Regions from separate parts of the Mus musculus genome. Here region 2 is linked to region 1. Evidence: chromatin contacts called from ENCODE Hi-C or POLR2A ChIA-PET data. All regions are on one chromosome and are shown on one strand. Each heading gives the region's core, a stretch centred on a gene start or an enhancer-like site at or near the end of the contact. The rest is flanking DNA. Distances are from core to core; before and after follow the strand shown. Region 1 holds the start of Cox6a1 (cytochrome c oxidase subunit 6A1). Region 2 holds the start of Pla2g1b (phospholipase A2, group IB, pancreas).

Region 1 (5,082 bases), core at 1,079-3,578:
AGACAGCTACAGTGTACTCATATATAATAATAAATAAATAATAAAAAAAACTAGTTCAAAGATATCACTATATTCCTAAAAGGTGCTAGAACTGAAACTATTCTAAACTATTAAATACTTGCAACTGGAGCGATGGCCAGGGGTGAAGGGACCTTGCTGCTCTTGCAGAGATCCAGTTTGGTACCCAGCACCCAAGTGTGGCAACTTACATTCCTTTGTAACACCAGCTCTAGGGGATCTGGTATCTTCTGCCTCTGAGAACACACACACACAAACACACACAATCCAGTACATAGTTAAATGATACATCTTTTTGCTGTGTGCATGTGTGATTTTTTTTTTTTTTGAGACAGGGTTTTTCTGTGTAGCCCTGGCTGTCCTGGAACTCACTTTGTAGATCAGGCTGGTCTCCAATTCACCTGCCTCTGCCTCCCGAGTGCTGGGATTAAAGGTGTGTACCACCACCATCCAGCAACAATATACCTTTTTTTTTTTTTTTTTTTTTTGAGACAGGGTTTCTTTGTATAGCCCTGGCTCTCCTGGAACTCACTCTGTAGACCAGGCTGGCCTCGAAATCAGAAATTTGCCTGCCTCTGCCTTCCAAGTGCTGGGACTAAAGGTGTGCGCCACCACACCCGGCTTTTTTTTTTTAATTGCTCACATAGTTCAGTCTGGTCTTGAATCCATCAAGCAGTTAAGGATGTTTTAAAATGCATGAGTCTGCTGCTGCCTCTTCCTCCTTTTGTTATTTTGAGATAGGCTCTTACAATATAGGCAAGGCTAATCTCAGACTATAGACGTGGTCCAGGCTGGCCTCTAACTAGAGATTCCCTACCTCCGTCTCTCAAAACAGTACCATATACACAAACATTTTAAACTTAGGGGTGTGTGAGCGGAGACAGGGTCTCATTCTACAGCCCAGGCTAGTCTCTAACTCACAGCAATCTTCCTACCCCATCTCACTCTTATGAGCCACCTCACTTGGCGTGTGTCTTAGTCAGGGTTTCTATTCCTGCACAAACATGATGACCAAGAAGCAAGTTGGGGAGGAAAGGGTTTATTCAGCTTACACTTCCACCCTGCTGTTCATCACCAAAGGAAGTCAGGACTGGAACTCAAGCAGGTCAGAAAGCAGGAGCTGATGCAGAGGCCATGGAGGGATGTTCTTTACTGGCTTGCCTCCTCTGGCTTGCTCAGCCTGCTCTCTTATAGAACCCAAGACTACCAGCCCAGAGATGGTCCCACCCACAAGGGGCCTTTCCCCCTTGATCACTAATTGAGATGCCTTACAGATGGATCTCATGGAGGCATTTCCTCAACTGAAGGTCCTTTCTCTGTGATAACTCCAGCTGTGTCAAGTTGACACAAAACTAACCAGTACAGCGTGTTTTGTTGTTTTTGTTTTTATGGAGACAGGGTCTCACTATGCAGCCTCTGGATAGCCTAGAACTCTGTAGAGGAGGCTGGCCTGGGGTCAGTTCCATCTGCGTCTTCCTCGCAGATACTAGCATTAAAGATGCGAGGCTTTTAGACCAAAATAAATAAATAAATAAATAAACAAATAAATAAATAAAAAGGGAAAAAGGAGATATTTGTAAAGTTCTACAGACAAAATTTAACAGATGTGTGTAGTATTCAAAGCGGGAGCAGGAACATTGAACAAACGCTGAGGATATGGAGCTAAACAAAGTCCAGATTTGCTGGCAATTGCAGGGTCCTTACTGGTTCCTGGGTCTGTTCCTTGACTCATTAATACACGGTTTCATACATTCATTCATTAAATTGCATAAAGCACCTGCTACTTGCCATGAAAGATTTCGGGTAACTCTCGGGATGCAGCGCTGGCAAAAATCTAAGCACTGCGGACTTTACAGTCTATGTAGGGCACAACGGAAGAGAATAACAACGGTCTTTAAGAGCGATAGGGACAATGATAACGACAAGGACAGGGCTGTCGAGGGCCTGGGAAATCGCGGAATTAGAAGGCAGCGAGCGAGGAAAGAGAATGGCGCCTCCGCTAACGTGACTTGTTCTCCGCACTTCAGATCCTGTCCAGGGACTCCAAAGAAGGGAGCGATTAAAACCAGAAAAGCTCGCAAAAGTTCAGTTCCGCGGACATCCTCACCTAGGCGCTGACAAGCAGGGAGATGGGGCACAGGAACGGGGCGCATGCGCGCTCTCGCTCCAGCCGCCCCAGGGACGGATAAAGTGCGCAGGCGCTGGAGTTCCTAGCCAGGTCTGAGAAGGCGTTGCCCAATAGGAACGTCGTTCGGCGTCTTTGTCCCGCCCCCTTCGCCCGTCCCCATTTCCGCTTCCGGCGCGCCGGTGTAGTTCCATGATGGCGTCGGCGGTGCTGTCAGCGTCTCGGGTCTCTCGGCCGCTGGGCCGGGCCCTCCCCGGGTTGAGGCGGCCCATGTCGAGTGGCGCCCACGGCGAGGAGGGTTCAGGTACCCGGGGGCTCTCGGATGGGCGTGGGGTCTCGGCGGGTGGCGTGCGGCGGCGTGGCGGGGCCGGAGCCCGGGGCGGTGACCTTGGCGGGAGGGAGCGGCCGAGGCTGACGTTGTGGCCCCCGCCGCAGCTCGGATGTGGAAGGCCCTCACCTACTTCGTGGCGCTGCCCGGGGTGGGAGTGAGCATGCTCAACGTGTTCCTCAAGTCGCGGCACGAAGAGCACGAGAGACCCCCGTTCGTTGCCTACCCTCACCTGCGCATCAGGACCAAGGTAGGCGCTGCGCCTTTACTGTCCGTCTGTCCGTCCGTCCTCCAGGCATCCGTTATTGCGGGGTTGTCCACTCCCCTGGCCCAGCCCTTGGGGGAGTTTTAGGATCTTGGCTGCCTGTCCGTCCGTGCAGATAGAATATTTTATTTACTCTTCGTTTGACGGAAGGGAAGCCAGTTTGTAGGTCGTGGCTCGGTTTTCTTAAAAGGCCACCCAGTAAATGCCTGCGGGCTTTCAGCTCCTCCAACTTGTCACCTTTTGTCCAATGGTGCACTTTATTAGCTTCCTGCGGGAAAGTTTGGAGGTTTGGGGTGTCCCTTTATAGCCGCAAATCCTGAAGGTGATCCGGGATCCGGGCGATTGGCGTAGGCTTAAGCACAGACTGCCCGTTGGTTCTCACAGTGCCTGTCGTTTTATCAGTTCTTTGCCTTGGCTGTTCGTGTAGAAACCCTGTCTCGAAAAACCAAAAAAAAAAAAAAAAAAAAAAAAAAGACAGTTATAATGTCTCATGATGTATTTTAACAAGCCCGTCTTCCACTGTATCACCTAATTCACCTAAGACTGGCCTTGCAGAAACTTATTCTAGACTTCAATTTTACAACCCAGAAGGCTCCATGCCGTTCCCGTACAGCCTCAGCACTTGAGAGGCCAAAGAGAGCCAATGTCTTGTTCAAGGCCAGTCTGGTCTACAAAGTGAGCTCCAGGACAGCCAGGGGGGAGACTTTCTCAGAAAAAGAAAAGGTGTTTGACAGCAGCCTTGCCTTGGGGCTCTGCCCACTAGGTGGCAGTAGCACCCCCCTCCTAAGGCCTCTAGATAATGCTCCCATATCCCGCCCCTGGCACTTGGGGTCAGAAAACAAGCGTTTTCTCAGTAGTAGCTATCAGGAAGTTTCTATCAGTAGTAGTTGCTGGTTATTCTCTGCCACGTTATGAAATGGAGATTAGCTTGGGCTAAATGGGGTTACCACAGAAAGCCAAAAATGGTTGTGAGCTATTGACCAAGAGCAATGCTTTTCAAACATGGAGGGGAAGGGACAGGAGAGAGGGCTCAGTGGTGTAGAGTGCTGCTGCTCTTACAGAAGAGCCTAGTTTCCAGTGGGTGGCTCACAACATTCTTTAGCCCCAGCTGCAGGCAGGGATGATATCTTTGGTCTCTGTGTACACCTACACTCGTGCATATACCCACAGAGATGTACACAGAATAATATTCATGCTGGCAGAGGCAGGTGGTCAACATAGCACATTCTAGGACATCCAGGGCTACATAAAGAGACCCGTCTCAAAATCAGACAAAACTATGATTGGCAGAGTCATACATGCTGTAACCCCAGCACTGCAGGCAGAGGCAAGAGGAGCGTTGTAAGTTTTTGATTAGACTGTTCTATTTAGTGTTCCAGGTTAGCTAGATAAGGAAACCCTGTTTCAGCAACCTTGCCAAGTCTGCCAGTGAGGGCTAGTCTCTTGGGATCCACTCTATAGGAGGACAGAACTTCTTCTTTTGTTTTTTTGGTTTTTTTTTTTTTTTGCGGGGGGGGGGGGGTTGGTTTTGTTTTGTTTTGTTTTTTGAAACGGGGTTTCTCTGTGTAGCCCCGGCTGTCCTGGAACTCACTCTGTAGACCAGGCTGGCCTCGAACTCAGAAATTTGCCTGCCTCTGCCTCCCAAGTGCTGGGATTAAAGGCGTGTGCCACCACTGCCTGGCTGAGATTTATTTTTATGAGTGCACTGTAGCTGTCTTCAGACACACAGGAAGAGGGCATCAGATCCCATCACAGATGGTTGTGAGCCACCATGTGGTTGATGGGAATTGAACTCAGGACCTTTGGAAGAGCAGTCAGTGCTCTTAGCTGCTGAGTCATCTCTCTAGCCTGAGTTAGTCTTTTTTTAAAAAGGTAGTGAGCAAAAGGATTGAATTTAGGTCGCAGTTTTCTAGTCCTTCTGCAACCTCTGTTCTTCTAGGAGCTCTGGAATAGCAGTCAGTGTGTGTGCACACGCATATGTGCACGTGAGTGCAGGTGTTTGTGTCACAGTTGTGAGTCACCTCATCTGAAGTTTGGGAGAATTTTGAAGGAACAGATCTTATCCACTGAGCCACCTTTCCAACATCTTATGTTAAGATTTATTTTCTTTTAAATTATTTGTGTGTGTGTGCACATGAGAAGAGGGCTTCAGATCCCCTAGAGCTGGAGTAGTAGCAGATGTGAGCTGCCAGCCGTGGATGGGTGATAGTCACGTGCAGAACAACAGATGCTCTTACCTGCTGAGCCATCCCCTTCCTCGGGGAGCTACCTTGCGCTTGCTTGTCTTACCATCTACTTCGAAGGAGAGATGGCTCAGTGGTGTTAGAGCACTGGCTGCTTCTCCAG
Region 2 (5,051 bases), core at 2,384-4,883, 120 kb before region 1:
CTCTCTCTCTCTCTCTCTCTCTCTCCCCCTCTTTCTTTTTTTGAGTCTACCTATAGTCCAAGTCTTTTTTTTTTTTTTTTTTTTTTTTGGTTTTTTTGAGACAGGGTTTCTCTGTGTAGCCCTGGCTGTCCTGGAACTCACTTTGTAGACCAGGCTGGCCTCGAACTCAGAAATTCACCTGCCTCTGCCTCCCGAGAGCTGGGATTAAAGGCGTGCTCCATCACGCCCGGTTTATAGTCCAAGTCTTTTTTTTTTTTTTTTTTTTTATTAAAGATTTATTTATTATATGTAAGTACACTGTAGCTGTCTTCAGACACTCCAGAAGAGGGAGTCAGATCTCATTACAGATGGTTGTGAGCCACCATGTGGTTGCTGGGATTTGAACTCTGGACCTTCGGAAGAGCAGTCGGGTGCTCTTACCCACTGAGCCATCTCACCAGCCCCTATAGTCCAAGTCTTAAATTCTCAATCCTCCTGCTTCAGCCTCCTGAATGGCTAGAGAGATCTTGGCCTCGATGCTTCCCCATTAAAGAGGATCTTCCGGTCCACACATCCAAGCAGTGTCTCTACTGTCCCATGTTTTTTTGCTTCATAGTACTTCGGTTTGTGTTTGGACTGACATATGTGTGTGTATGTGTGCATATGTAGGTGGAGGGCAGAGGTCAACATCTGGAATCTTAACTCACTCTCTTATTCTTGACACCGAGTCTCTCAGTGAGCCCGGGGCTTGCCACTTGGCTATGGTGGCTGAGAGCTGGGGGCTTGGCTATGGTGGCTAAGCAGCAAGCCCCGGAGAGCTTCCACCTGTCTCCATCTCTGAAGTCATGGAATTGTAGGGGTGTCGCTGCTGTGCCTGGATTTTTCTGTGGGTGCTAAGGCATCCTAGCTAATGTGTTCCCACTCAGTCGGTAGGACAGGAGGTTCTCAAGAGCAGGTCTCCTGGCTTTCATTCTCCTTAAAGCCTATCACTGTGCTTAACACACGTTGTGGTGTATGTGTGTGTGATATGTATTTGTGTATGGTATGTGTGTGCCTGTGTGTGTGGTGTATGTGTGTGTATTGTGTTATGTGTTGTTTGTGTGTGTTTGTGTATGTCTGTATATGTGTGGTGTATATCTGCTTGCGTGTGTGGTGTGTGTGTCTCTTTGTGTGTATATGTGTGTGTATTGTGTTGTGTGTTGTTTGTGCATATTTGTGTGTGGTGTGTGTTTTGTGTGTGTGGTATATCTGTGTTTGTGTCTATGCAGTGAGTGTATTTGTGTTTGTGTGTGTGTGCATGTGACTCTAGATAAGCCATGAATAAAGTCAGTGAGTGAAGTATGTGCCTGGTACCTAGTAGACACTCCACAAAATTCTGTTGAATGAATGAGCAAACCTGTGCCATGACTGCGCTTGCCCAAAGCACAGGCTTTGCAGAGCAGCTCGTGGAGCAGAGGCCGTCAGCCGCTTGCACAGAGTCCTGCTGCATAAAGAGCACAGAGAACAAGGGACTTTCGGGGTCCCATCTCCTCAGTCACCATGCTGCCTTATCGTCTCACACGTTGTCCAGTTCCATCTTTTCATCTTTCTTCCATTCTCTTTTTTATCTTTTTGAGACAAGGTCTCACTCACTATACTGTCCTGGCTGGCATGAACTCACTCTGTAGACCAGGCTGGTTTTGAATTCACAGTTTCCTGCCTCTGTTTCCCTAGTGCTGGGATTGAAGGCACGCAGCAGCACCTTGCTTGGCCTCCTTTATTCATTCTTTCTGAGACAGGAGCTAACATTGTAAAAATAGGCTGGCCTTGAATTCATGACAATCCTTCTGCCTCAGCCTCTGGAGAGCTAGAATGATGAGTGTGAGCACCACAATGGGGTCTTCCTATGTAAACAAGGCTGACATCAAACTAGAAATCCTCCTGCCTCAGCCTCCTGAGCGTGGAGATCAAGGGCGCGTAAGACCCTGCCCTGCTTACTCTATTTTTGGGCTCATTCTGGCTAACCATTTGTGGGGAGACCCCAGGGACAAAGAAAGGGAGCAGCTGGCTTTTCCCACGATGTGGGTGACCCCTGTGGTGGCAGTAAGTAGGGGCTGTATCCCTAGGTGACACAGCTAGACATATGCTTTACAGAAGCTAGACACAGTCATAACTAACGCACAGAGTGTGCGCGTGTGCGCAAACACATGTGCTTTTGGAACAGGCACACGACGCTTTTATCTCTGAGGCTCAGTCTACAGCCTGATTGCAGGTCTCAATCATTGCTGGGTGAATAGAAACGACTTACGTGCCAACTACAGGTGACTCCGTGCACAGGGCCCAAATCTGTTTCTGTTCACGGAGCTGGGGATGTAATGCCTGTATGCAGATGGTGCCTGAATATGTAAATGAATCAGCTGGGCGTGGTGGCGGTGCACACCTTTAGTCCCAGCACTTGGGAGGCAGAGGCAGGCGGATTTCTGAGTTCGAGGCCAGCCTGGTCTACAAAGTGAGTTCCAGGACAGCCAGGACTATACAAAGAAACCCTATCTCGAAAACCAAAACAAAATAAAACAAAAATTGCAGACTCAAGCCAGGCACAGATGGAATCCTAACACTTCAGAGGCTGAGAGAGGAGGGTCCCAAGGCTGGGCTATACTGTGGAGAGGAGACATCTTGAGCCATATAGCAAGGTCATATCAATAAAATAATAATGATTACTATTGATGGTGATGATGATAAGGGGGTCGGTTGGAGAGATGGCTCAGAAGTCATGAACACTTTCGTTCCTTCCATGGGATTCAGGTCTGGTTCTAGCACCCATATGGCAGGCAGCTCATAGTTATTTACAACTCCAGTGCTACAGGATCTGACCCTTCTTCTGGTCTCTGCAGGCACTGCTCACACAATATATACCATATGTGCAGGCAAAACGCTCAGACACATAATGATATATATATATATATATATCAGGACAGCCAGGACTATACAAAGAAACCCTATCTATATCTATATATAGAGAGAGAGGGTTTCTCTGTGTAGCTCTGACTGTCCTGAAACTTGCTTTGTAGACAAGACTGGCCTCGAACTTACAGAGATCTGCTGGCCTCTGCCTTCTGAGAGCTGGGATTAAAGACATTAGTACTACTTGGGGAAAAAAATTTTTTTTTAAAGAAAAAGAAAAGGAAAAGTTGTTAGGGCACTGGCAAGGCCAAGGAAAGTGGTGCCAGGGCAAGAAGACATCAGAGGCAGAAGGGGGCTTCCTTTGCTTGGGTAGGCAAATGAGGGAGCATTTTCTAAGGGGTCATCTGAGTTCAGACCCAGAGGTCGAAAAGCACCAGCTGTCCTGAACACTGGGGTGAAGAGGAGACCCCAACCCAGAGGCTATTAGACCCTAAGGAGAATGCCAAACAATTCCAGCGTGACCAGTGGGAGGGAGGCATTGGAGAAGAGGGAGACCGTAAGGTGCTCAGAGAGAGGCGACAGAGGGGCCTACCTGTGAGCAGAGCAGCCAGCAGAAGGAGTTTCATCTTCAGAAGGAGTGAGGGGAGAACTCCAGTGACTTCCCTCTTTTATACATGGGGCCCCACGCTCCCAAGATAAGGCTGTTTGCTTTGCTCTTAGCCACTCTGGGCTGGCCTTGGTCTATCGGGGGAACAACACAGAGGGATTTGCCTGTAAGAGAAAATAATGCCACAGATTTGCGCCTGGCACTTCCTCCCCAAGGGGATGGTTTCCAGATCTTGGAATCCTTTACTACTCCCCCTAACCCCATTATGACAAGTCTCAGGTTGCCCTGGAACTCATGGGACATCTTTGAACTCCTCTTTACTTTATTAATTTTTTTTTTGAGACAAGGTTTCTAGCCCAGGCTGGCCTCAATCTTGCTGTGTAGCTGAGGATAGCCTTAAATTTTTTTTTTTTTAGATTTAAAAAAAAATATATTTTTAAAAATGCACTCATTTACGTATGAGTGCTCTGTCCGCAGGTACACCTGTAGTCCAGAAGAGGGCATCAGATCCCTTTTACAGACAGTCATGAGCCACCTTGTAGTTGCTGGGAATTGAACTCAGACCTCTGAAAGAACAGACTGCCTGTTGTAGAAATTACTTTAAATCTCAGCCCGAGGTTTCTTTCTTTCTTTTAGATATTTATTTACTTATTTTTATGTATATGAGTACACTGTAGCTGTACAGATGGTTGTGAGCCTTCATGTGGTTGTTGGGAATTGAATTTTAGGACCTCTGCTCGCTCTGGTCGGCCTCGCTTGCTCTGGCCCAAAGATTTATTTATTATATTATAATAAGTCCACTGTTGCTGTCTTCAGACACCAACATCAGATCTTATTATGGGTGGTTGTGAGCCACCATGTGGTTGCTGGGATTCGAACTCAGTTCGTTCGGGAGTGCAGTTGGTGCTCTTACCCGCTGAGCCATCTCGCCAGCCCCAGGCCCAAGGTTTCTACCCCACCTTAGACCATTTAGACTCCGGAACACACACAACAATAAGCTTCAAGCAGCATAGTTGCTGGGCAGCTGCCTACCCTCTGGGCTATTAGAATCTACCTTCCTATCGATAACCCCGAGTTATTACTTACTATATTTCATCTGGACTGCTCTTATCTCCAATTGGTCAGCCCACGTGGTGACGTTTTCCCTTTTTCCTAACCAAAGATGGCCTCTCCTTCCTCTTCTCCTCTCCTTCTTCTCTGACCCCAAGAGTGGGAAACCTAAACACCTAAACCCCACGTATGTCTCTTCTGCCCAGCTATTGGCTGTCTGCATCTTTATTTACCAATCAGAAATAAGTTGGGGCAGGGTCAGAGGTATTGGGGGCTCGCACTTTGCATTACAATAGACGGGCAAAGATGAAAACCTCAGCACAGCCAGCGCTCTTAAGCGCGATCTATCTCACTAGCTCCCTTGTGTGTGCATGTGAGAGTGCAGACGCCACACAGACCAGAAGAGGGAGTCAGTTACAGGGGTTCTGAGCCACCGACGTGAATGCTGGGAATGGAACTTGGTGCTCTGCCACAGCGGTATGATCTTAACCTGAAGCCTGACCCTGAGCTTCTGATACTCCTGCCTCCTCGC

What was found. Hi-C counts contacts between places; a loop is a spot of excess contacts on that map. ChIA-PET counts read pairs that join two places held with the same protein, here RNA polymerase II (POLR2A).
Region 2: a map of mouse embryonic stem cell shows a loop between it and region 1 (2.6-fold over the local background). The contact joins the promoter of Pla2g1b here to the promoter of Cox6a1 in region 1. A Hi-C loop is called at or near these places in 3 of 37 maps with a recorded cell type or tissue (T-helper 17 cell and mouse embryonic stem cell). POLR2A ChIA-PET finds 5 or more read pairs at or near these places in 4 of 5 experiments (Patski and embryonic stem cell).

Annotation. Positions count from the first base shown.
Region 1 is chr5:115,346,204-115,351,285 of GRCm38, reverse strand. It overlaps Cox6a1 (cytochrome c oxidase subunit 6A1), which reads left to right and starts at 2,328. Exons shown (of 3, transcript NM_007748.5): 1 at 2,328-2,447; 2 at 2,579-2,721. The coding sequence starts at 2,339.
Region 2 is chr5:115,464,724-115,469,774 of GRCm38, reverse strand. It overlaps Pla2g1b (phospholipase A2, group IB, pancreas), which reads right to left and starts at 3,633. Exons shown (of 4, transcript NM_011107.2): 1 at 3,455-3,633. The coding sequence starts at 3,488.